Linked DNA regions of Mus musculus: region 2 is linked to region 1. Evidence: chromatin loops called from intact Hi-C (ENCODE). Cell type or tissue: left cerebral cortex. All regions are shown on one strand. Links, peaks and the distances in the headings refer to the core of each region. The heading gives the core; the rest is flanking DNA. Region 1 overlaps Phactr3 (phosphatase and actin regulator 3). Region 2 holds the start of Phactr3 (phosphatase and actin regulator 3).

The links. Peaks named below come from ENCODE experiments on the same cell type or tissue, not always from the same donor. Only the 100,000 strongest peaks of a DNase experiment are listed, where the experiment ranks them.
Region 2: a loop joins it to region 1, with 2.0 times the contacts of the local background. A loop is called at or near these places in 10 of 42 quality-filtered maps.

Annotation. Positions count from the first base shown.
Region 1 is chr2:178,322,856-178,334,550 of GRCm38, forward strand. Phactr3 (phosphatase and actin regulator 3) reads left to right here. Exons shown (of 13, transcript NM_028806.2): 9 at 5,283-5,338; 10 at 8,725-8,786; 11 at 9,967-10,107; 12 at 11,196-11,272. Among named protein-coding and RNA genes, the nearest start is that of Sycp2, 79 kb to the right of the region's middle. In left cerebral cortex, for the core only: no CTCF peak of the experiment used is centred there; DNase peaks (open chromatin) are centred at 4,669, 4,995 and 6,893; H3K27ac peaks cover 189 bases.
Region 2 is chr2:178,137,733-178,149,427 of GRCm38, forward strand. Phactr3 (phosphatase and actin regulator 3) reads left to right here and starts at 4,201. Exons shown (of 13, transcript NM_028806.2): 1 at 4,201-4,767. The coding sequence starts at 4,653. In left cerebral cortex, for the core only: CTCF peaks have their summits at 5,095 and 6,361 (motif pointing right); DNase peaks (open chromatin) are centred at 3,908, 4,112, 4,782, 5,310 and 3 more places; H3K4me3 peaks cover 4,003 bases; H3K27ac peaks cover 3,963 bases.

The DNA.
Region 1 (11,695 bases), core at 1,502-9,501:
TGTCGTCCTCACAGGAGCTCTGAGGTGTCAGTCTGAAAGAGCATGTGCTGTGGGACCAGAAGTGGCAGCTAGACTGTACTTCTTTGGCAGCTCCCCGCATTGACCTACTCTACCTCAACTTTCCGTCCCCTTTGTAGTTAAGCCTGGTCTGACCCACATCAAGACCTTCTTCCGGGACAGCCATGGTCATAGCTTTGAGTCCCAGCATCCCACTAAACGTGAACAGGGCCCCCCTGGTCAGGCCGTCTGGAGAAGCCTGTGATAGCATTTCTCTCTGGCTTAGTCTGGGTGATCACCTGACAAGTGGAACCCTTAAGCAGGGTCAGAGGAGCTTATATACATTGAGTCCTGCACAACTCAGTGACCACAGCCATTATGTGCAAACAGGCTGGGGCCCTTGCTTCCAGGCTGCAGAACTGAGCACAGAAATGGCCCATTCTTGCTGGATGCCTTTGCCAACTGGAGCCAGGACAAAGTCAGGAGTCACCTCAAGTTTGCATCTCTAGGGAACTCACAGGATAGTAGAAAGGACATGTGAGAGGACAGTGGCTCTTGGCAGATGCACTGTATGGTCCAAGGCTGAAGGTTAGCAGAAAGGCAGAAACTGGACTCCAGGTATCTGAGAGTAAGCAGACAAGCCAGTGCCTGGGTGCTTGGGAGCTAGGGTGGGGCAGGCATGGGTAAAGGACACCAGCATGAACGCCACATGTGCCTTCTGCCCTGCAGTCGTGGAAATGGCACTGGTTTGTGTGTCTCTGTGTCTGTGTGTTTATGTCTGTGTCTATGTGTGTGTGTTAAAGGAGAGAAGTGTGCTGGAGCAGGCTGTGGATCTGTGCGGGAGGAGGGAGGAGGGAGGACTGAGAACTATCTGAGTACCTTAGGGAGGAGGGCATATGTGAAGGAGGAAAGCGTGTCTGAGGCAGAAGTGGAAGTATCTGAAAAAGAGTATGTCTAAAGGAGGGAACCTTCCCTATGTAACAGCTCTTCCTATGGGTTCAGGCCCACAGTGGGGCTGCCAGCAGAGTGGAGACCCAGGCTCTACGCTGTGGGGGACAATAGCCACAATGCTGATGTCTACCTACATTTGGTCTATGCTAATCCTCTTAGCCCTGTACATTGCTGAGGCAGGGGATCACACAGTACAGGCCCAGGATGGGGAGAACATGAACCCTGGTAGCCAGTGGCCAGGGTAGAGCTGAGTCTGGTTTTCAGAAGTTAGTGTGCTGACTCTGGGTACTGGCCTAGCATAGCAGAAGCTTGCCAGCCTTCCACAGACAGGAATGAGGAGGCTCCTCTTTACCCTCAGTACTTACCTGGGCATCGCTGCTGGCTACCTCAATCTCTATACTCCAACCTACCATTTCTCTCTGCCTCCCTGTGCCCTGACTGCCCATTCTTGGAGTCACAGTGCGAGCTATAAGTGACTTTCAGGTTGACAGCCACAGAAATCCACTGAGGGCGTCACTTCCCTATCAGCTCCCCTGCACTCGATCCAACAGGGATTCGTGGATGCCTGGAATCTGTGATGCTTGCCGGCACTGGGTGAAGTACCGTCCTAGCCTGTTCTGTTCCTCCGGCCTTCCAACACTCTCTCCTCTGTGTAGGACTGGATGCTACTGTGTTGCAATATTTCTTTCCTTGGGGCCTTTCAGCCCCATGGTGCTGTACTTAGCTACCCCATCAAGCCTCACTGTAGGGAGTCAGCTCCAGGTGGTAAGTCACTGTCACCAAACCATGGGCAGGGCAGGGCAGCAGCAATGAGAGCCAAGAGCTATGCATCCTACTGGGCAGTGATGCCCCTGGGCCTTCTCTGCACCTCTCAGTGCTCCTGGCCTCCTTGGCTTCCAGAGTTCTTCCGCTAGAGCAATTTCTTGCTGTTTCCTGGCTCCTTGTCCATAAGATGATGGCACCAAAGTGATAGCACTGTCCAGCCTGGATGCTAGTCCGGGGAATGAGAGAAGACCCGGCAACATTCTTTCCATCCTTCACCAACACCTGCCTGTCTGAGCTCACTGGCAACAAGGTGTGACAGGCCCACTGTCATGGAGTTCTAGGACCATGAGTAATGAGCTCCTTCAGCGCCTTCCTTCCCAAGGCTGTGGTGCTACCCACAAAATGTCCTCGTGGTCTGAGTGGCCACTGCATCACAGCCAAGGCATCACTTTCCACTGTGGGAACCTCTCTCTCTAGCCTCAGCCTGCCCATCTGTCCTGAAGATCAGGCTTCTTGTCTCTCCTGCAGCTGCTGCCCCATCTGCTATGGTTCTAGCTCTCCCTGCTTTGGATCCAGCTGTGAGTTCTAATTTTTGTTCCCGGGGCTCTTGTGGCCTGGGTTGAGACCAGGTATTTGGATGTCAGGCTCCCATGCTGTTCCAGTCTCACAGGGTCTCAGATGCGTGGTTTGGGGGGGGGGCAGGGGTGAGACCTCATTAACTCGGGTGCCAGGCTTTGTTCCCCAAACTAAAGCTCAGTTGGTCAAAGCCTCTAAGAACGTTTTCTTTCCAGGGTTTTATACCTGGCCTGGGCAGTACATGCTAGTTAAAAAAAATGCTTCTATCTTAGAGGTGAGCTTTTCCACAAGTTATCTATGGGTACAATACTGTGGGAAGAAGAGTCTGGCCTCCCAGGCCTGGCTTGGCAGATGGGCCAGTAACTTACCAGAGCCAGATGTGCTTGGTCCTGTGAGATTCTTAGAATAGCCAGCCAAGGGGCTTTGTGGCAATTCAGCTGCCCTGGTGTAGCTGACCATAGTCATCGGTGGGGTCCTGGACACAAGTAAAGAGAGGAGAGTCTGAGCAGTTTGACTTTTCCAGGCCCAGGCCAGTGTATTAAGTCCCTCCGGTCTCTGTCTTCTGCTGGGTTGTAGACTTGAAGAATGCCATTTGGGGCTAGGAAGAAGTACCTGACACAGGTGAACACTTCACACAATCAACGCGTGTAATCAGGTATTAGGGAACAAAGTCCTGCTAGGATTGTTTTTCTGAAGAAAATATTTACTTATAAATGTCAGGGAAGGTATGCATTGACAACCTGAATCCTGATTCACAAGGACCTTAAAGCCTTGCCCACAACCATCCTGACCTTACAACCCTTGGCCAGTCATCCTGACCTTACAGCCCTTGGGTATGGCCATCCTTGAGGTGGTGTGAATTCTTGAGAGATTTCTGAATTCCAAGCAAATGTTATGAAGAGCCATTCTACATCGACTCAGTCTCTACAACTCTTTGAAGATCTGTTTAGTCCTCGTTGTGTGTGAGACGTAGGACTCAGAAGAGCCAAGTGCCCTGCCTACGCATACTTAGCCAGGAAATGTCGTGTCCCAAGCTCTGATCACCAGGGTTTGTCCTCCGTCTTCCAAAGCCCGTCGCCTTCTGTTCTGCCATATTGCCTATTATGCCATAACCTGCCTGGATAATCCCTGTCTGCGTGGTGCTTCTTGAGCGGACTCGGGGGAGAACACCTTATTCCATGCCATCATCTCCATGTCATCTCCATGTCATCATCTCCATCCATGTCATCATCTCCCAGCCCAGAACCACACTTGGCACAAGATAGTCTGCTCACATAGCATGCCCTCCAAGACCTGTGGGCTTAACTCCAGCAGATTGTCATGTTGTCTCTCTTTCTTCCCTTGGTCTTCAAGCCCAGCAAATGAGAAGTTAGGAGAGATTCTATCAAGAGTGTAATCTCCTATGGCTGACCCCTTTGTCACCAGGGTCTCAGTGCAACTGCACTTTCCCCAGGTTCCCCTGCCTTGCCTGGTCTCTTATTCCTTGATTCATTTATTCTACGTCCAGGCCACTATGAAATTGCTGGTGATTTTTGTTTCTTGTTCACCTTCCTTTTCTTTTGGATGGTGAGCTCTCCCAAACCTTCCAGGCTCAGCAATGTGTTCACAGGGCTTAGAACAGTATATGATGCATAGCTGGTAGTCCATGGTCATTTGAGAGGGTTTAGGGCCATAGCAGTAGGGAGCAAGGGCCACATTTGGCAGATATTACCTAGGATAGATGGGGAAATGCTTGATTCTGGCTGCCAGCCAGAAGTTGTCAGGGTCCAGGTTCAAATCTCAGGGAACATTAGAAGTAGGGTGGAGGCCACCCCCATCCTGGAAGAGCTGGCAGACAAGGTTCTGGGGAGGCCAAAGCAAACTTGTGCTCCAGTGCAGAGGGAGGTGTGGAGCAGACACACCACGCCCCAAGCTTTGTGCTGGGACAGGGGTTATAAATAGACACGATTTCTGGAGACAGCACTTTTACAGGGGCAAAATGTTATAGCCCCTGACTCTGAGTATTCAGTGCCTCAGCCCTGATGTTTCTCTGTGGTGGCTGAGGATCCGGAAGTAGGAAGGCTTCTGGCTGCAACCCAAGGCCATTATTTTAGATAGAAATAATTGGAGCTTGGCATTGGTTTTGTCTAATTATGCCTCCCTCTCCTGACAAGCCCTTTGTTTATGTTTTGTGGAGTTTTGATGTTTTATTTGGGGAGGGGGGGGGCTGCGTCCTCCAATTCCCTGAGCCAGAGACCATCTGAAAAGGAAATAGTAATTTGTCTTCACACAGAACACTGGCACTCTCGTTGGAGCTGCTGGAGGCAGAGAGGGGAGGAGGGAGGAGGAAGGCAGGCGGGAGGCGCTCGCTGGCGCGCATGCGTGGGCGGCTCCCTTCCCTGTTAGCTGGGAGATCCCCAACTGTCATTGGTGTTAGAGCTGTGTGCTCACTGAAGACAGGCAAGGCTCCTCAGCTGGCCCTGGACACTCCCCCTGGGTGGGGCAGGGCAGAGGAGGCTCCTCTCAGCCTGGCAGGCAACTGGCTGTATTCTTGGGCTGATTTCCTGGTCCTGAGGATGGAGGATGGAGCTGATGCCTGGAAGCAAGGATCTGGGGGCATGGCTGCAACCAGAAGCCTGAACCCCAGCAGTGGTGCTGCCTGCTTCTTCCTAAGCTAGTGGGCAGGGAAAGACTCTCCTGAATGAATCTCTGCACTGCTTCAGCACGCATGTGGCTGGGTGAAGTGTACACACCAGGCAGGGAGCAGGTGGTGATGTGGAGTGCAGCAAGGACTTCCTCAGCGGTGGCTCCGTGGACTGGCTTTCCCGCCCACGGGGAAGTCTGACTTGATTTTGCCAGCAAGAGGCTCTAGTGGTCCACTCTTTTCTACCCTTTGGAAGAAGGTGATCTTGAACTTCAGGGGTGTATGCCAGACACCTCTCACTGCACAGACCTGGGCAGAACTTTCAGGCGGCCACCATGGTGCAAAACATAATCTTAGTGTTTTTCCGCAGAAGGCTGAGCCAGAGACCCGCCGTGGAGGAACTGGAGAGAAGAAATATCCTGAAACGTGAGTAGCAGGAGATTCCTCTAGAGGTTTCCCTCACGTGTGCTAAGGCTGCTGCAGGAATCTGAGCTCTCACAGCCCAGCCCAGCTCTGCAGGTTCCTTTAATCTGAACAGCTAAGAGATTCTGAAAGAAAAACCTTAAAGTGATTGTATTCAGAAAGCTCCTTCTAAAATGAAATAAAAATAGCTCTCTTCCTAGCATAATTAAAGACACTCTTATCTTCAGATTAGCTGGACCTGTTGACCCAAGGGAAATGAATCATTAGCCCTGTGCATGTTGGGTGCTAAGCAGAGCTCCTAGGGAGTTTGCAGTGGGATTCCTAAGGACATTAGAAATTTCAGACCCAGTCACTTGTTCCACCTAGGAGAAATAAACAGCTGGCTCACTGGAGCAGGGAAACTTCCGTGGCTCAGAACTTTGGATTCCAGCACCCTCTGTACCTCTGGCCTTGTTTCCCCAATTAGGCGTGAATCTGGAGTGTACTGAGCCCAGATGTCCAGCAATAATGTCCACTGTATGGAAGTTTCATGGTCTTGGATGATGGAAGGTAGCCAACCCTCAGACGAGCCCTGAGTAGTGCCTGTCTACTAGGACTAGTTTTTAAAGTCTTTTTCCGCAAAATGTGTTGGTCATCCTTGGATCAGTTCAGTGGTGTGACTCTTAAGCTTGTCCCTCGCTGTGTGTTGCACACTCTACTTGCCTGAGTGTTCTTTGTTTGTGATCATCTTTTTAAAAGTTGTAACAGCACCAAGACTGACCTGGTTCTATCAGAGAGGCCAGAGAATCTTGATTTGAACATGCAAGCAAACCCATTCTTCTCTGTCTTAGCCTTAATACTATCCTTAGCCTTAAAACTACCTACCCCCTCTTGTGTAGACTACTGGGGAAATATCTCTCTCTCTCTATATATATATATATATATAGAAAGCCTACATTTGGAGGCCACTGGACTTACTGTACATGCATTAGAGTCTTGATAACTAAACAGAGAATAAGCTTGGAAATGAACAAAGACAGAAAGAACATACACGCGCAAAGAATTCTTTCTTTAAGCTCACGTGGTGGTGCTATTCTGTTCTGTTGCATAGACTGTGGCTGATTTGACACTTGTTCAAGTCAGCAGCCTCAAGCCATATTAAAATATAAAGCTCCTAATGTAAAATTCAAACTTATGCCTTTGATACTATTCAAAACTATGGTCTATGCTTCAACAGGGGATGTTCCAGATTTAGGGTGTACTCCAGGCAGGTGTGCTATTGGCACAGGAAGAAGAAAGTCCCATGGCTCAGACTAGCCTGGTCCCACTCCTCCCCTCCACAGCAGTGTCTTTTCTTTCACGAGGGCAGCCAGGTTCCCCTACCTATGCTTCTAATTGTGTTACTATCTAAAATAAACGGTGGAGTCCTAAAAATAGACTGCCTGGTGAGTGTGAGGAGAGCTAGCAAGTAGCTGGAACTGACTGCACTAGCCTTTAGCATGCTGAGGAAAGTGGATTTTCCTTGTGATGGCCATGGCAACGCATCATAAACACAGTGTCTTTGTCAGCCAGCCAGATTTAGCCTTAGCTCAGAAGCCTTGTTAGCTGTTTGGAGTGGGAGGATCTGAGAAGCCCATTGCTTGACTTGTATGGTTCAGTTTTCTTCTGTGGCAAGGATATGGCTACCACATATGGAACAGCACAGAGCAGCGTAATACGTGTATCTGCGCTTGTGACTGAATGCTGAATGAAGGAGACTTATGAAATGTCAGTGCATCTGACACACACTCAGAATTCTATGTATTTATGGTCTAATTGAATATGATGACTGGGTTCAGTCTCTCTGTGTGTGTTCCTTAATGTTTACCACAAATCTGAGAGTCGTGCTCTCATCCCCATTTTACTATTGAAGCAGCTAAGGCCCTGAGGAAATGTGACATCTTTAACACATGAACATTGGCCTGCCTCTACTGGCTGCCAAGTTCTTAGTCACCACATCAGAAGCAAACACACTTTCCTAGATACCTATGGAAGCTGCACATGGAGCTATCCAAGGTGCTGGACTAATTTCCCCAAACTGTTTTTTTTTGTTTTTGTTTTTGTTTTGTTTTTTGTTTTTTTTTCTTTTTTGTTTGTTTGTTTTTTTAATATACCATGGTAATGGCATTTTCACAAAGGGGTGGGGTGGGTGGGGGGAATCCTGCTTTCTCCTTGGTCTTTTTACAAGGAGACTACATGTGGGGTTTGTCCAGGACCTTTGTAAGGAATCAGAACTACTTCCATGCCATAGCCTCAGCCTCTCAGGGCTGGCCTGATGACATTTTCAGGGTTTCCTGGTTGTTTCACTATTTTGTCACCATAACTTACAACGATGCATTTTTTATTACCACATATGTCTGAAAAAACAAGCATATGATGTGATTGTGTTTTTCTCTAAAATCCCCTAGTCTACTAGCTTTTAAAATAAAAAGACTATTGGAAAGCATACTCAGATGTATTAAACACCCACATAGACAGTTCCCCCAACACAGTAGTGTTTGAAACATACCATTTAAATAAAACCATAGAATGTAAAATTGTATTAGGTGTAGGTTGCAGAATTTCCCTTCCCCAAACATGCTGCTGTTCTGTATGCTGTTGGGTGCGATCTATTTCTTAGGCAGAAGTTCTGTTAAAGCTGACAACCTAAGGCTTTATTTAGCACCTAGAATGCCAGAAATAGAACTACATTCTTTTTTCTCTCTGAAACCCTGGGCCAGGCTTACATTACTACAATATTTCAACATGCTGGCCTACTTTTAGTGGCCAAGTACAGTATGAACACAACCTATGAGGCAAAGTCAATTCTGAGGGTTGTTGGCCCCTTAGAAGGTAGTCATGTCTATGCATGCTTCCACAATGGAAAAGCACCTGGGTTGTAGGAATGTCCATATTTGATATTATGTTGCCCATCATTAGAAGTTCATGTTTTGAGGTAGTTGTCTAAAAGTTCCATTTTACACACTTGTAAAACAGAAAGATAGAAAACCAACTGTGATGACAGTACCACTCAGTGCTGAACACTGGCGTGATTGTCGTGCTATGGAAACTATATGTTCCATGTTTTCCTAGATATAAGTATACAGAGAAGATAGTCAAGTGGCATGGAGACCAATAGACAGCTATTCCACAGAAGCAAACAGTAGCAAAAATATACTTCTTCTGTATAAGGCAGAGACGAATTAGCCTGAAAAGGATGGTCATGTGTGACAGCTTAGGCCAGCAAGTTCTGAGGAGGTTTTGGGAAAGCAACTGCAAACACATAAACTGATATGTCAAATGGTGTCATCTGTAAGGGGCCCTAGGAAAGCCAGTACTTGCGTCCATCCGTAACAAGAAATGCTTAACTTGCTTCTATTTCTCTTTCACAGAAAGGAATGATCAGACAGAGCAGGAAGAAAGGAGAGAAATCAAGCAAAGATTAACAAGAAAGGTACTGTTCTAGTTTGCTGTCTGTTGCTGTGTTAAACACAATAACACAAAGAAATGCGGGGAGGAAAGGGTTCATTTGCTTGTACTTCCAAGTCCTAGTACATCCGTGCGGGGAACTGAGTGGGGAACTAACGCAGAGACCATGAAGAAATGCTGCTTTATGGCTTGCTCAGATTGTTGTATACAACCCAGGGATAGATGCCCAGGGGTGGTACCACCTACAGTGAGCTGGACCCTCTCCAATCAATCATCAAGATAATGTCCACACAGACATAAGTCACAGGTCAATCAGATAGAGGAAATTCCTCAATTGGCATTCCCTCTTCCCAGGTGACTGTAACTTATGTCAAACTGACAAAACTAGTCTGCACAGGATTATAATCAAAGCAGTTTATTTTGTAAATAGATGTGGGCTAGAGAAAGCTTCTGCAGCAGTTTGGAAGTGGTAGTGTAAAGCATACTGTGACTTTGTGGGCTTTTCCAGACAACATGGGGTCAGTTGCTCTAAGAGCAGTGCCTTTTGTATATATATCCTAAGGGAATGAGGCCCTAATAGCAATCCATTGGGGAGGCAGTGAAACCCACGTAGCACTTACAATCCCTCCCCAGACGGCAACTGAGCATTTTCTAACACTAAGAAACACATGCCTTTCAGACTTGTCATTCTTAGTTGCCTTCAACGTATCTTGTTCCTTGATTACAGACTACAGGTTGCTGTTGCTTGCTTCTGTGGAATAGCAGTCTGTTGGTCTCCATTCCGCATCTTTAGACTTACAATGGCTAGCCTAGGAAGTAACTCCAGGCTCCTAAGCCTACCTTTCCTCCTGAGCATTTCCACCGTCTGGCTGACTCTCAGCAGAGGCTCATGCTTTGTTGAGCTTGGAGCTAACACAACAGCCTTCCAGCTCTTCCTGAGAGTGGAGGTTAGCATAACAGACTGCTGAACACACGTAATTTAGTCAGCAACTCCATCAACCACTCCGTGACCATGTGCTCTGCCAGGACAGGTGGGCGTTGGAAGAAAGAGATTATGTGAGGATTATTTGATGCATTCTGAAATTACATTAGAAAATATTCACGGTAACTCACAAATACAGTTGTTTATAGATTATTATATACTGCTTACTATAAGAAAACAATGGCGGCATATGATATCTAACTATAATCCTCTTTTATTTTAGCTTAACCAGAGACCCACTGTTGATGAATTGAGAGACAGAAAAATTCTGATCCGTTTCAGTGATTATGTGGAAGTAGCAAGAGCACAGGACTATGACAGGAGGGCAGACAAGCCCTGGACAAGACTGTCAGCAGCAGATAAGGTACACTGCTTTTGTGCAGGTCGAGGAATCACATCGTATGAACAGGCTGGGCTTAGACAGTGTGAACCACTAGGTAAATTATGCCCTACACTGCTGTTTCCATGAAGATAATTTAGGATTAAGTTGAGCTAGGAGACAGTTCTGGTCTGAAAGACATTTGGCAGTATAATAAGACATTTGGGGTTGTCAATGCAAATGGTGTTTGGGATATCCAATGGTTGGGCATGGTGGAGTGCATGAGGATCCCCCTAAGAAATGTCAATTTCCAAATACCATAGATGTGTGAACTGCAAAATTTGGTACAGATGGTATAAAAAAGAATCACATGACCCAAGCACAAGGGGTAAGTGAACATCCATGGTCAAATGCGATCATCTAGGAGGACCTAAGCCCAGGAGTGTGAAGGAGGCTTTTAGAATATTTTTCTTGGAAGAGAAAATTTATACAATCACTTAGTTATTTGTTCTTATAATAACTGGGCTTATGTCCTTCTAGATGATTTGACCATGGATGGTCATGCACTCTGCCATATCCACCCATTGGATATGCCAGACACCATTTGCATTTCTAAGCCTATGCATCAAACTAGAGAAATGCTGTTATAATAGAGTTGGACATGCTCAGATGATCAAAGGGAAAGAATATCTTTAGCAGCTAGTGTTATCTGAATATAGAAGGTTTTCTACACTTCCAATATATATTCCCTCTTGGGCTTTGAAGGGCTCTTATGACAGACAGGCATGATAGAATGTTTAGAGAAGCTAAAAAAAGGCAAGACTAGAGGCTCTAAAAAGATTCTCAGTCTACTTCTGCCATAGTACAAAACTGAACTGAATGCTCAGAAGTTCCAATGACATGGGTTTTCTGATAGCACAACAGTAAGAGAATCAAAGCACTGATCTTACTATAAACTCGTTCGCAAGTCTGTGTTAGGCTCACCTACTAGTGCAGGAAGGGTTGTCTGTCCCACTACAACACAACAGTGTAATTCCTTTCTGATTTTTGACCGCAGTGTCAGCACATATTAATGGTTGACAATATACAAAGGTGATAATTTAACTTGAAAACCTATCCTTTTTAAATCTCAGGCAGCAATTCGTAAAGAATTAAATGAATATAAAAGTAACGAAATGGAGGTACACGCATCCAGCAAGCACTTGACAAGGTGAGCTTTCTGTTGCATGAACTGCATGATGGGTCCAGCCATAAGAAGCTTTATATTTGGCACCTCTTCCGAAAAACATTATGAAGTAGGGGTTGGTGGTGAGAAGGGGATACATATGTTAGTCTATAGTTGTCATGTTTAAGAAAGTTGGTCTCAACTCAGGTTTTTCTTAGGTATTTAATTACAATATTTAAAATAATTTATAGAATTTACCACTACATCTACATTGATGCAAAACCACTCTCCATTATCTATCAGTATTGACATTGACCTCTAACACAAGCCACTGTTCACCAAACTACAAGGCACGTTCATTTCTTCAGCTTACATTTGAGAGTCTACTATGTAGCAATCCAGTGGCCGAGGATGTGACCATGACATATACACAGGAAACTCCTGCCTTCCTCGAGCTGACGACAGCCA
Region 2 (11,695 bases), core at 1,398-9,397, 190 kb before region 1:
TGGCCAGCAGAGGGCAGAGCTGGCTGCTTGCTCATCCAGCTGACGAACTTGACTCAATGCTGAAATTTCCAAGTTCTGGGTATATTGACCTTTGTGCCTCTTAAGCTGGCCCTTGAGATTCAGCCAAAGACATCGATTGAGAAGTTCTTTTTAAGTATCTGAAGTTTGCTAGTTCTGTGTTTTCAAAAACAGTAAAGGTGAAGAGACATTGGTGGGGTCCTGATGTGTATCAACGTGCTGTCTTTTGCACTAAATGGGACTGGAACTAGGATGGCCTCTGATATCACATGGAGCTGGAATCCTCACTTCCAGGTCAGGGCCTGTGTGGCCAGACACTCCCATATGTATTCCTTTTCTTGTCTGGCTAATAGCACTGCTCACTGGATGCTAGTGCCTGAATGACAGGCACCAACAGGCAAACTTGACAGAAATCCCTGTGTAGTTACTGACACTACTGTAGCTAGTGTGCCCTGTGTAGCTGGTGACACTACTGTAGGTAGTGTGCCCTGTGTAGCTAGTGACAGACACTACTCCCCCACTCTGAAGGAATGGCTTGCATTATTATCTCTGTAGGGTGTCCAGATACTTAGCTCAAGGGAACAAGGAGCTGATAGGCACTCGTGTGAAAGAGATGCAGATCCCAGTGACCATCCATGTCCCTGCCTGGTAACAAGCCTGTGAGGGACCACAGCTCACTGCAGCATCCAGCATGGTTCTAAAGATGGACCCGACTGAGACAGAGGGGAAATGAAGACAAGACAAAGACAGACAGACAGAGGCCTGGGATCTGGAGGTCTGGGTTCTCGTCTACCGCAGCACCCGAGACACATGGCCTGTTTACTGTATAAAGTTGGCCATAGAGACAGGGTTACTATGTGTCTCTGGAGAAGGAGGCAGGATCTATGAGGTTGGATCAAGGAGGTGGGCTGCTAATCTGGGAGCACCAGGGTGTGGTGAAAGCTACGGTGGACATTTTCTGCACACACTGTCACCATCCACAATTGCACAAGAGGAGAGCCCGACATACATCTGTGCCTCGCCCCAGGGGAAGGAAGGCCTTGTCTTCCTCTGTGGGTTTGAGACTCTGTGGTCTTTAACATGGCCGTGTCCTTGTCAACAGCACATATTCACTCACAATGTCATGCACCCTACAGCTTACAGCCTGGCTGTGTATGTTCTCCAAGGGGGACAGGCCAGCCTGCAGAAGCTGTCTGCACAGAGTAGGTCATGTGACCCAGCACTGGGTTAGCACCCACCATTGGACCTTGAGTCACTCTACTGGCCAGCAGAGGCTGTGTTCAGTTTACAGTTGTAGAAATGCAGGCCTTGAGAGGGTCCCTCAGGCTTGAGAACGTTGGAGCAGAACAGGTCTGTCTTGCTGTGGGTTGTGCCTTCCTACCACCAAGCTTGATGGAGAACACCCCTGTGATACTTGGTCCCCCCTTCTCTGGACCTCCAGCTCACCTGTCACTGTTAGACTCGAGGTTCCCTTGGCCCCCCTACCAGTGTAGCATCATCAAACCATCAAAGCTGGCTTCCGTCTCTCATCCACACCTCTTCTATCTGCAGCTCGCCTGCCCACTGACTCTGACTCCCCCAGCCCAGCCTCAGCTTCTACCCCACAAATTTGACATCTTCTTATTCCACCTCCATGATCCCCCACCCCCATCCCATCAGCCTGTGCCTCCTCAACAGCAGCCAAAAGGTCCTTTGGAGATACACCTCTGCCTCTGGTTGCTTTGCTCCATTCTTGAACAAGAGGCAAACTCCAAAGAAGACAAGGGGTGATGGGGCTCACGGAACACCAAGCTGGGCCCTGCCAGGAGGGTACAGGACACCAGGCTGGGCCCTGCCTCTTTGCAGGAATGGTAGAAATCTGTGTTATCCTTCCAATGAGCTTTGTCCCGGATCTTCCCTTTACCTGGAGATACCTCCCATGGTCCTGATTGGCTGCTTTCTCATGCCTTTGTTCCCTGAACATCATTTCTTCTCACCAGGCCCACCCCTCCTCCAGGGAGGCCTCCCTCTCAGCCTCATGGCTTGTCTGTGAGTTATCCATAGAGTACTACCAAACCAACGCCAGGCCCCATTTGTTTACTATGCTTCTCTGGGAAATCGCAGGTGTAGCCACACAGACGGTGCTCAGGAAATCTTTGATAGACTGGCAGACACATCTATGAATCAGCACTCTCTGTAAGAATGTAGCCTGCTCGGACAATGTGGGAGTGAACTGGTCCTCCTGTGGGCTTTTCCTTATCTCTTCTGGGTTCACATACTGTGTGTCAGTGTGTGTGTGTGTGTGTGTGTGTGTGTGTGTGTGTGTGTGTGTGTGTGTTTCCAGATGCCCTGGGGCAGCCACATTGGTCCTCAGGGTTACTCTAAGTTGGGGAGAAACAGCTTTAGGTTTTCTAACCCAGGATACCGTTGTTCACTTGATTCTGAAGGGGGGACAGGTAGGCTGCCAGGTGAGAGCCTCAGCAGGTGAGAGGGGAAATCCAAGTGCTCTTCAGACCCAACATCAGCCTAACACCTCCATGCACATTTTAAAGGAAAAAAGAAAACTTTTCTAAAATAACTGGCGTACTACAAAGCTCACCCCTGTAGCATGTAGACGTCTGTGGATTTTTAGTGAATGTAGAGTCAGGAAACTGTTCCCACAGGCCAATTTTAGATTATCCTGAGTATCTGGGGTTACCTCAAGGAAACCGTGCACCCATTTGGCTATAATCTCCTTCCTGTTCTGCTCACTGCCCTGTCCTGGGCACCCACAAAGCCTCACTTTTATCCTTCAATGCCTCTTTGCAATGGGGTCAGAAGAGAGAGAACATCTCATGCTGTCTTCTCTCGTGCGTGTGTCTCCTGGCCTGCCACGATGCTTACATCTCACTCTTTTTCTTGGAGATAGGTTTTCACTGTCTAGCCCCTAGCTGGGGTGGCTCCAAAGTCATGAATTCCACCCCAGTCAGCCTCTGGAATGTGGGGATTACAGGTGGGAGCCACCATATGACACTAATCAGTTGACAGATGGCTGGTTTGCTTGTGTTTTTGGACCACCATGAAGGGTGGTCTCCTGCTCAGTCTTGAGGTGCATCTAGTTCATTTATTCCAGAGAGTTTATGGAAAGGAGGGAGGGAGGGAGGGAGGGAGGGAGGGAGGGAGGGAGGGAGGGAGGGAGGGAGGGAGGGAGGGAAAGAAGAGGAGATTGAGCTCCCACTCCAGATTACTGAGGCCGGGAACTTCTTGGACAGGGATCTGCACACCAACCAGGAAGCCACATCCTTACAATGTGTGTGCCAGCCAGGGTCTGAGAATGACCTAGTCTACAATTTAAGGCTCTCCTGCCTAGTGTGTGCCCAGTGATCAGAAAGAGTGGGTTTTCTATGCTGCTTTGAATTTTAGAACTTTATTTTGGAACTTGAGCCATCATCTGCCCAAGAGTGAAGTCTAAGCACTTTTCCTATTTCTTGCAGTATCCCCTGGGCATCTTCCAACCCAGCGAGGTGACACAGCAAGGTCCCCGACCCTTATAAGACTTTCCTTTCCTAGTTTTTCCCACTGCAGGGGAGAGGAGTTGCCAGCTCACCTCCAAGCTCCTCCTAGGAAAGGGAGAAAGGCTTCCTTAGGCAAGGGGGAGGGAACTTCCTTGCTGTTCCCTCTAGTCCTTGGTCCCCTCAGTTTCCTTAAAGGTGAAACTCCCTGACAGGCACCTATGCCTATGGGCTAAGGAATGGATAGAGGGGAAGAGAGTAGTGCCCCACAGGTCCTGACCAGGCACTTGATGCTGCCCCCTTTTCGTTGTGGATAGGTGAGCATAGGGAAGACCATGTCATAACCATCTCCAAGAGGAGGGCCAGGAAAACCAGCCGCCAGGATCTGCCTGGAGAGTGCCTTCAAGGGAGGCACCGCCCTCGCCTCAGGGCTCCTCCTTTCCTGTTGGTGGAGGGCGGGGTGGGAGGAAAGACTGGGGAGGGGGGAGAGGGCATGTGGCTGCTTTCTGTCCTAGAGCCCCAGGTATGGTGGTGGGCGGATCATAACCTACGATCCAGTCCATATGTCTCCCCGGCCTCTGACAGTCCAGGTATTTGAGACCCCTCCCCATCACCACTCATTCTCACTCCCAGCTTCGTGACGTCATGCTCCTCCCATGGCATGATGGGAGAATCCTAATGTTTTCCAACAGATGCTCCAAGAACAGCTTTCAGATTAAAGCAATTGCAAGAGCAAAGATTCTCCTTTTTCCCTTTTTTTCGGGGGGGTGGGGGGTGGGGTGGGGGGAGGGAGCACCCCCAGACATTCCTGGACATCTCCCCCAGCCCCAAGCACGCCATAAACACTGACAAGAAAAAGTTTTTATTTCCTGGTTCAACTTTTTTTTTTCCCCTGGAATATAAGCAGAAGAATGGGAATAAATACGAATAAATAACAAAGCGAGGCCGCGCAAGCCGGGATGCGCCTGGCTGCAGCCTGCAAGGCTTTTGTCTCCCCACCCTGAAGCCAGCCTGGCGTCCTCCTCCGTTCTTTTTCTTTCCTGGTCCCTTTTGCTTTTCCTTTTAAAAAAGACGCCCTCTCCAGCCCCCTCGCCGGTGACCTTGGCCGCCTAGGATGCTCTGATTCCGCATCTCCCTCCAACTTGCCCCTGCGTCGCCTTTCCCATGGCCGCATCCGAGGACGGCAGCAGCTGCCTTGTGTCGCGGGGCCGCTCGCAGAGTGACCCCAGCTTCCTCAGCGACTCCTCAGCCACCTCCACGGACGCCGGGGAGAACCCAGGTACTGGGCCCGGCGGGGGCGGCCAGGCGGGGTGGGGGAGACACGAGGCAGGTGGCATGGGGACCATGTCCCCACGCGCCACAGCTCCCCCCGCCCCCGCCTTTACTGGGGGGGACAGCGATCCGATTCAGGTGCCACGAGGGCCCGTGATTCCTGTCCCCAGCAAACAGGGCTGCCTCGGAGCCCTTTGTCCAGAGAGGAACCGCTTTGCTGGTAGAGCTAGGTATTCTGCAGTGTGCTCTGTTGGCTGGCTGCTGGTCTTTGAACCCCCAGTAGGGAGTGCCATGGTGGGCAGCTGACTGACCAGTGGAAGGGTCTTCGTGTCACCTCCGCCCAGGGCTGGTGCCTACTCTGCCCTCTGTCCAGGCCCTTCTATGGTCCTGTACAGGGTCCCCACCCGAAGGATCAGGGCAGCAGTACACTCCTGCAGCCACCGTGCCCAAGGCTGTCAATGGGCACCAGGACTCCAGCCAGGTCTGGCGCACCTGGGCGCGCCCGCCTCCCGGGACAGGTGTGCTGGACAGAGCTGCTGTGGGGAAATGAAGGGTGTGAGGCCAACGGGCATTGCCGGGGTTTCTTTCTGCTCTGTGTCCACTCTTCCACATTCAAGGCAATGTGGATTGTTTAGGTGATAAACAGGTCACAGAGGCATCTATGTGGCTTGATTGATGACTTTCCTTGGGACCAAGAAAGGCCTAATGAAGCAGGAGGGGGTGGGCTGTGTGCTCTGTCACCATGGAGACGCAGGAAGCAAAGTGATCATTAAAACCTTTCTCCACCAGAAGGCAATTTTCACTTCTGGGGAGAAGTCAGAGCTTCTGAAATGGATCTTTCAAAAAAAAAAAAAAAATCAGAGCTGGTGTGTGTGTCAAGTGGAGGGGCTCAGTTCTGTGTCTTCATGAGGTGCAATCCCTCTTAGTTGCTGTTTGATAACACCTTGCCTTGCCTTCCTTTGTACACTTCTCTTTAAATCCAAGGACTCATGAATGGGGGCTGAATGGTGTTAAATGATTGTTAAATAATGGCATTAAATCCCAGGGGCCAGCAAAGACTGCCTTTGTAGGGAGAGATTCCATAAGAGCTATACTGCCCAGAAAACCCCCTTTTAAAAAGTAGCTCTGAGGGACCCAAAGTGGAAGAGTGAGGGGGAGGACGGAAGGAGCTGAAGGGGATTGCAATCTCACAGGAAGAACAGCAATATCAACTAACTGGACCCCCACGAGCTCCCAGGAACTAAACCACCAACTACAGAGTACATATGGAGGGAGCCATGGCTCCTTGGTCCTGTGGAGGCCCCAGTGTAGGGGGATGCTAGAGTAGTGAGGTGGGAATTGGGGGGGGAGTGGATAGGGGAGTACCCTCATAGAGGTAAAGGGCAGTGGGGATGGGATGAGAGGTTTTGTGGAGGGGAAACCAGGAAGGCAACAACATTTGAAATGTAAATAAAATGCAATAACCAACATAAATAAATAAACAAAAATAAAGTAGCTCTGTGGGTACCAGGACCTGTTATGGAAATTTTAAGCCATAAACCCACCGAGTCTTATAAGATGTCTTTGTTAGGACTTTGGCAGAGTCAGTCACATCTGCTCACCTCAATGTGCCAGGAGAGGGAGTCCCTGACTCTAGGAGGGCAAGTTGATTTCCATAGTTTCCAGGGCAGGCTGCAGCAAGCAGACCCTTAAGTCATTAATGAAGTCTTCCCTTAGTCCTGTGTAACACCCATGGCAGATAGCTTTCCTAGCTCTCAGAGATACTGTGGAAGGTGAATGGTCCCTTACCAGACAACTACTTCCACTCCTTTGTCTCTTTGGCAGTAAAAAGAGGCAAACTTGAAATGATGGTGGATTTAGCTCTTTGGCTGTCCATGAGCTGATGCATCCGTGGGAGGCAGTAACAGGTTTGGCAGGTGGGCTGCTATCTGTCCACGAGGGAGCAGGGAGGAGGGCTCCGACGCCCAGGATGAAATCTAGCATGGGAGGACATGTGCTGGAGCCGTCGACAGGTTAGAATGGTTAGAATGGAGCCAAGCGAGCAGCTATGGGGGAGTGAAAAGTCTAAAACTCTATGAACTGTAGGGCCAGGTATTGAGCATCTGTGGATTGTGTTCAGCAGTGGAGTTCTGGCCAAAGAGAAAATCTTCAGGTTGAGAGACATCCACAAACCTGAAACAGTAAGGGTGGGGTGTGGAAGGTGCTTGCATATGTGGAAGGTTGTGGGAGACAAGCTAAATGTGATGTACCACCTGACTGCCTGGGATGTGCCAGGGCTTCCAGAGAGTCTGATGTTCTAGTCAGTTCTTGTCACAGCCCTTCATTTGACCCTCCATGCAGGTTCCCTTCCCTCTGGCTACCTGCTGCTCTAGCTGGGCACTCCTGAATGCTGAACCCAGCCAGTAGCGGCACAATGGCCAGATTCAGGTACATAGAAGAATGGCCTACCTCCATCTAGAGTCTTTGTTTTTATAAAACAGTCCTAAATTGCTTTTACCCTTCCTCAAGGCATTTTGAATTTAACGACATTCTCTTAGTCAAATCTCAAAAACGTTCTTGGAAAACCAAGCTCAGGCTGCTTTGGCCCCTCGTTCTCCCCATCAGTACTACCTTGTAGTCCCCCACTCTGATATTTGCTCTTCCCTTCCTGATACAGGACCAGATGGGTGGAAAACAGCCACAGGGGTGTGGCATGTGGGCAAGTCTTCACTGTGTGATCTAATTGCCTTGGCTATGGGGAGCTTACCATACCACTGTGTCTATGTCTGTTTAGAGAACTCTCGCCCTGAGGAGATGTAACTGAATGGCTAGTCCTTCCCTCTAGAAAACCAATGACTGATCTAGACACAATTCTATCAAAATCTAATATGGAAAAACCTGAGAGTTTATTGGGTTTCCTTACAGAACATAGATGAGTGGCTACTTACGGGAATGTCGGCAACTTCAAAACAGCTCCACTACCAGAGGATCTAACCCCAGCATGGATAACAACTGCATGGCCAACCGTCCAGGGTGGATGAATGGAGTTCTTTACCCCTCCATGGTCTCATATACTGTAGCACTTCCCAAGGCTACAAGGTCACATTTCATTAAGGACGTAGGACAGAATTATATACAACTAACAGGGAGAGGAGGAGAGGAGGGGCTGGGATCTCAGGTCGGAGTTCATTAGCCCTCTAGCCCCTCCTCTGTAAGAGAATCTTTGCAGTCAATGCACCTGACCTCAGGGGTCTTTTGCAGATAGTCCCAGTAGATGGGACAGAGATAATACCTGTTGTACTCAGAGGACAGCATTTCCCAGCCGCCTCCTCTCTGTAAGCAGTCATGCAGCGATAGTCTGAGGAATGTGCTTTCTAGTTTAGCTGTGAGGAGTTGTGTTGTGTCCCGTGTTTACCCATGGTGGATAACATGGTGCTGGTGTCCTGAGCAAAGTCTGATTAGTGCTCTTATGATAGCCGGATGCCAGCTCATGGGATCTCCGAGCCATAGGAGTCCACACTTGTTACGGTGATGACATTGCCCTTTCTGCTCAGTATATACTGTTTCACACTTCTTACGGGAGCTGTTGCAGACGGTGACACTACCTTCTGCCCCAAATCTTGCCAATACCCCAGGTCATGAGTTTGTGTTTCTTAGCACGAAGGGTGACAAATGGGATCTGTGATAACTTGCAATTCCTCAGTTGCACTGAGCGTGTTCTTGTGGCTTCCTCTTGTACAGTTTCTCAGCATCCCCCTCTGTGCCGTGGACCGGCTTGCAGGGCTCAAGTTACTTCCCCCAAGTTGGTTGTCCCTGTGTGTCAATGTCTCAGCTCCAGTCATGGCTCCTTCTGCAATTTGCAGGGTTCTTTTTGTAAATTGTACTTTGTACCTAATCCGGGGTGAGGTTTTCTTCCAGAATGAAACTTGCAACAAGCCATGGAGTGTTCCTACAAGCGTCTCTCCTTCCAAGGATCTCAGAGTCCCCAGGGAATCCAGCTCTTTCTCCTTGAGCTGTCAGGTTTCTGGTCACCCCCTGCACCCCATGCTGTCTTTATATTTCCATCTCCAGCGTTCTCCCGCCTTGTTCGTTCTTCCAGGTGTGTCCTTGTGCTACTCTCGGTCTCCCCTTTGCCCACTTGAAGCTCATCTCCTTGGGCTCCAGATGCCAGGACCACAGACCAGCCCACAGCCACTTGTAATGCCTTTTGGAGTGTTTTCGCGTAGCCTCAGATGGACCTTCATTCAGGCTTTAACATGGAGGGACCATTTGTATAATGAGGCAGTACCTCCAACCAAGTCTTCTCCACTCAGTGATCTTGTCTGTGGTGGTCAGGGTCTCTCTGTGTGGCAGGGCCATCCTGTGATTTTAGGGTATGGAGTGACCCCCTGACCTTTATCCTTTATCAACTGATGAGGTTTGGCATAGGCCAGGTGGGAATGATCCAGGAGGAACTTACAGCTATCTATCTTCTACGGAAGTGGGTCACCTTTGCCTTGTTGCAGACTGATGGAGAGGCACAGCCCTGTAGACTCTGGACGAGGTGCCTGCTTCCTCCATGGTCCATTCCTCCTATAGCTGGGCAGAAGCTCCAGCTGGTTAGAATGTTCTCTTTATCACAGTTTCATCATGGGACAGTCGGTCTTAACACCTTCTCCCACAGCTCTGTATCCAGCTGCCTCTGGCCTCCTGGAAACTTTCACTTGCCCTGTGACCTCCCACTCTGGGCCCTGCCTCCGTTCCCACCCTGGAGACTGCCTCAAGCTTTTTTGTCTCCTTCTCTTTCTTTCTCTCATGTACTCTACAGAAGAGCGAGTCTGTGATGTGCCCATTGGTTCTGGGCACTCCTTCGTCTCTGACCCTCAATGGGGTCCTCTGCCTGGGGGTATCGAGGAGCAAAGGACAGTATAGCTAACAGGGATCACAGCTCTTTCTATTTGTATTCCTCGAGTGTTCTCTTCCTCTGGAGTCCTGAGTTCTGGGAATCTCCCTCTGGCCCCTTGCAGAGCGACTACATGTTTTAATTAGCAGTAGAACTACGCAGTAATTACCTTGTCAGTTTTTCAGGGTTATTAAAAATAAAAACTACATGCTTTATGAAAACAGAGTCTGAAAACTTGCAGTGTTTTCTACTAATTGTGGAAGTGTGGGGTGTCCACACAGAATGTGATTGGATACTTCTGGAGTTCCTGTTCCCTGGCTCACACATAGAAGCCAGTGGCCATGAGCAGTGTTTTAGGTATTGGCCATGGCTGGTTAGAACTGAGCATACTGGATGCAAATATGTCAGAGCACAGCTCCCTTTCTGTCTTCTTGACCACACAGCCCTGCCTTCCCACTTTGATTTGATGGACATCTCACAGCCCCACCTCCCTCCTTTGATCGGATGGACATTTTCTGGCCTGACTGTCACTCTAGCCACTGGTTGCAGGTGACATCTTGAACACACACACAAAACACAGTTAAAATGACAATTGCATTTCTCCACATACATTGGCCCCTTTTCAAGTGTTTGGTAGTCATGTGGCACTATGGTCTCCATGTTGGAAACAGCAGATCTTGAATGTTCTAGTCTGTAGACAGCTTGCTTACCAGTGATGCTCTAAGCCTGGAGGTTCCCTGAAGGACTGACTCCCCAGACTTGACTGGCAGATATGGCAGTATGTTTCTGTGGTCTTGGGTCGCATGCTGGAGGGATTCCCAGTCCTCCTTGGTCTGATTATGTCAAGCAACTTAGTATCTTAAAATTAAAAATTGAAAGATACTGGAGAAACACCTCAGTGGTAGAATGATTGTCAAGTATGCCTAAGGTCCCAGGCTCCCCCTCAGTACTGGAGAGATGGCCTAATGCTGAGTTACTGTCCTGCATTCTGCTGGTCCACAGTGAGGACATTTGTGGGCATAGCTATTAGGCGTCTCCACATCCCAGCATCTCCTGGAATGACCCCATCTGTCATTAACAAGTCTAGGGAAGCTCTGAACCAGTGAAGAGGAAGGTAGGGAGCTGCGATGGACACTGGAGGGCCAGTCCCAGTGCCCTGGTGCCTGGCTCTGTCAGGGTGTTGAGGACAATGTCCCTCAGGGTCAAGTGCTTACCTCACTTACTGATGTCAGGATGATGGGGAGGATAAACATTTCTGTGTTCTGGTCCTCCATATGTCAAAGCCATATGATGTGTGAGCAGCTGACCCCCAGACATTGACTCCAAAGGCTTCGCCATCACCTCTTTCCCTTGCTCGACATTCCTCTGCCCCCAGGTCCTTGATGTGGAAACTGTACTTCTGAGCTTCTATATCCAAGCTTATAGCCAGGACCTGCCCTGAATCTCCACTTTATCTTCTCTCCTAATAGCTATTGGCTGGCATGCTGGTCTTTGGTGAGTGGGTTTAGACACGTGTTTGCTGGTTGTCTTGTTGTGATGAGCTTGTTATCTTTGCCAGTGACCTCGACTTCTAGGGAGAAGTCAGAGCAGACTGAAGACTTCGGCACGGGAACAGGTGGGTGTGTGCAGGCTGGGCTGTCCTAGGGTAAGCAGAGTAGGCAGAGATACCACAAGAATCAAGGCAGCTTGCCTCTAACCAAGTGTGTCAGAGAATTTGAGACCCATTATTTCTAGCTTTGAAATTTTTTTCATCCCATACCCTACAACTCGTTTTGTTCAGGGGCCCAACTGTATTGTCTATAGATAGAATTCACAGTCATGAAAGGAACCTGGCACAGAAGTGGTCCCTAGTGGGGTAGTAACCCAGTAGAGAGCCTCTACCAGGAGCTATCATGATAATCCACATATTTATGGAAGATGTGATATTTAATATTGACAAATTATCCAATTAGGTCTTACCTTGACTTGGTGGTTTAAATAAATTAGATCAGGATCTGCCCTGGGGCAGGAAAATGGCTCTGTGACATTCTTATTGTATCCTAGCTACAACATGACTTCTTCACCTCTAGTGAAA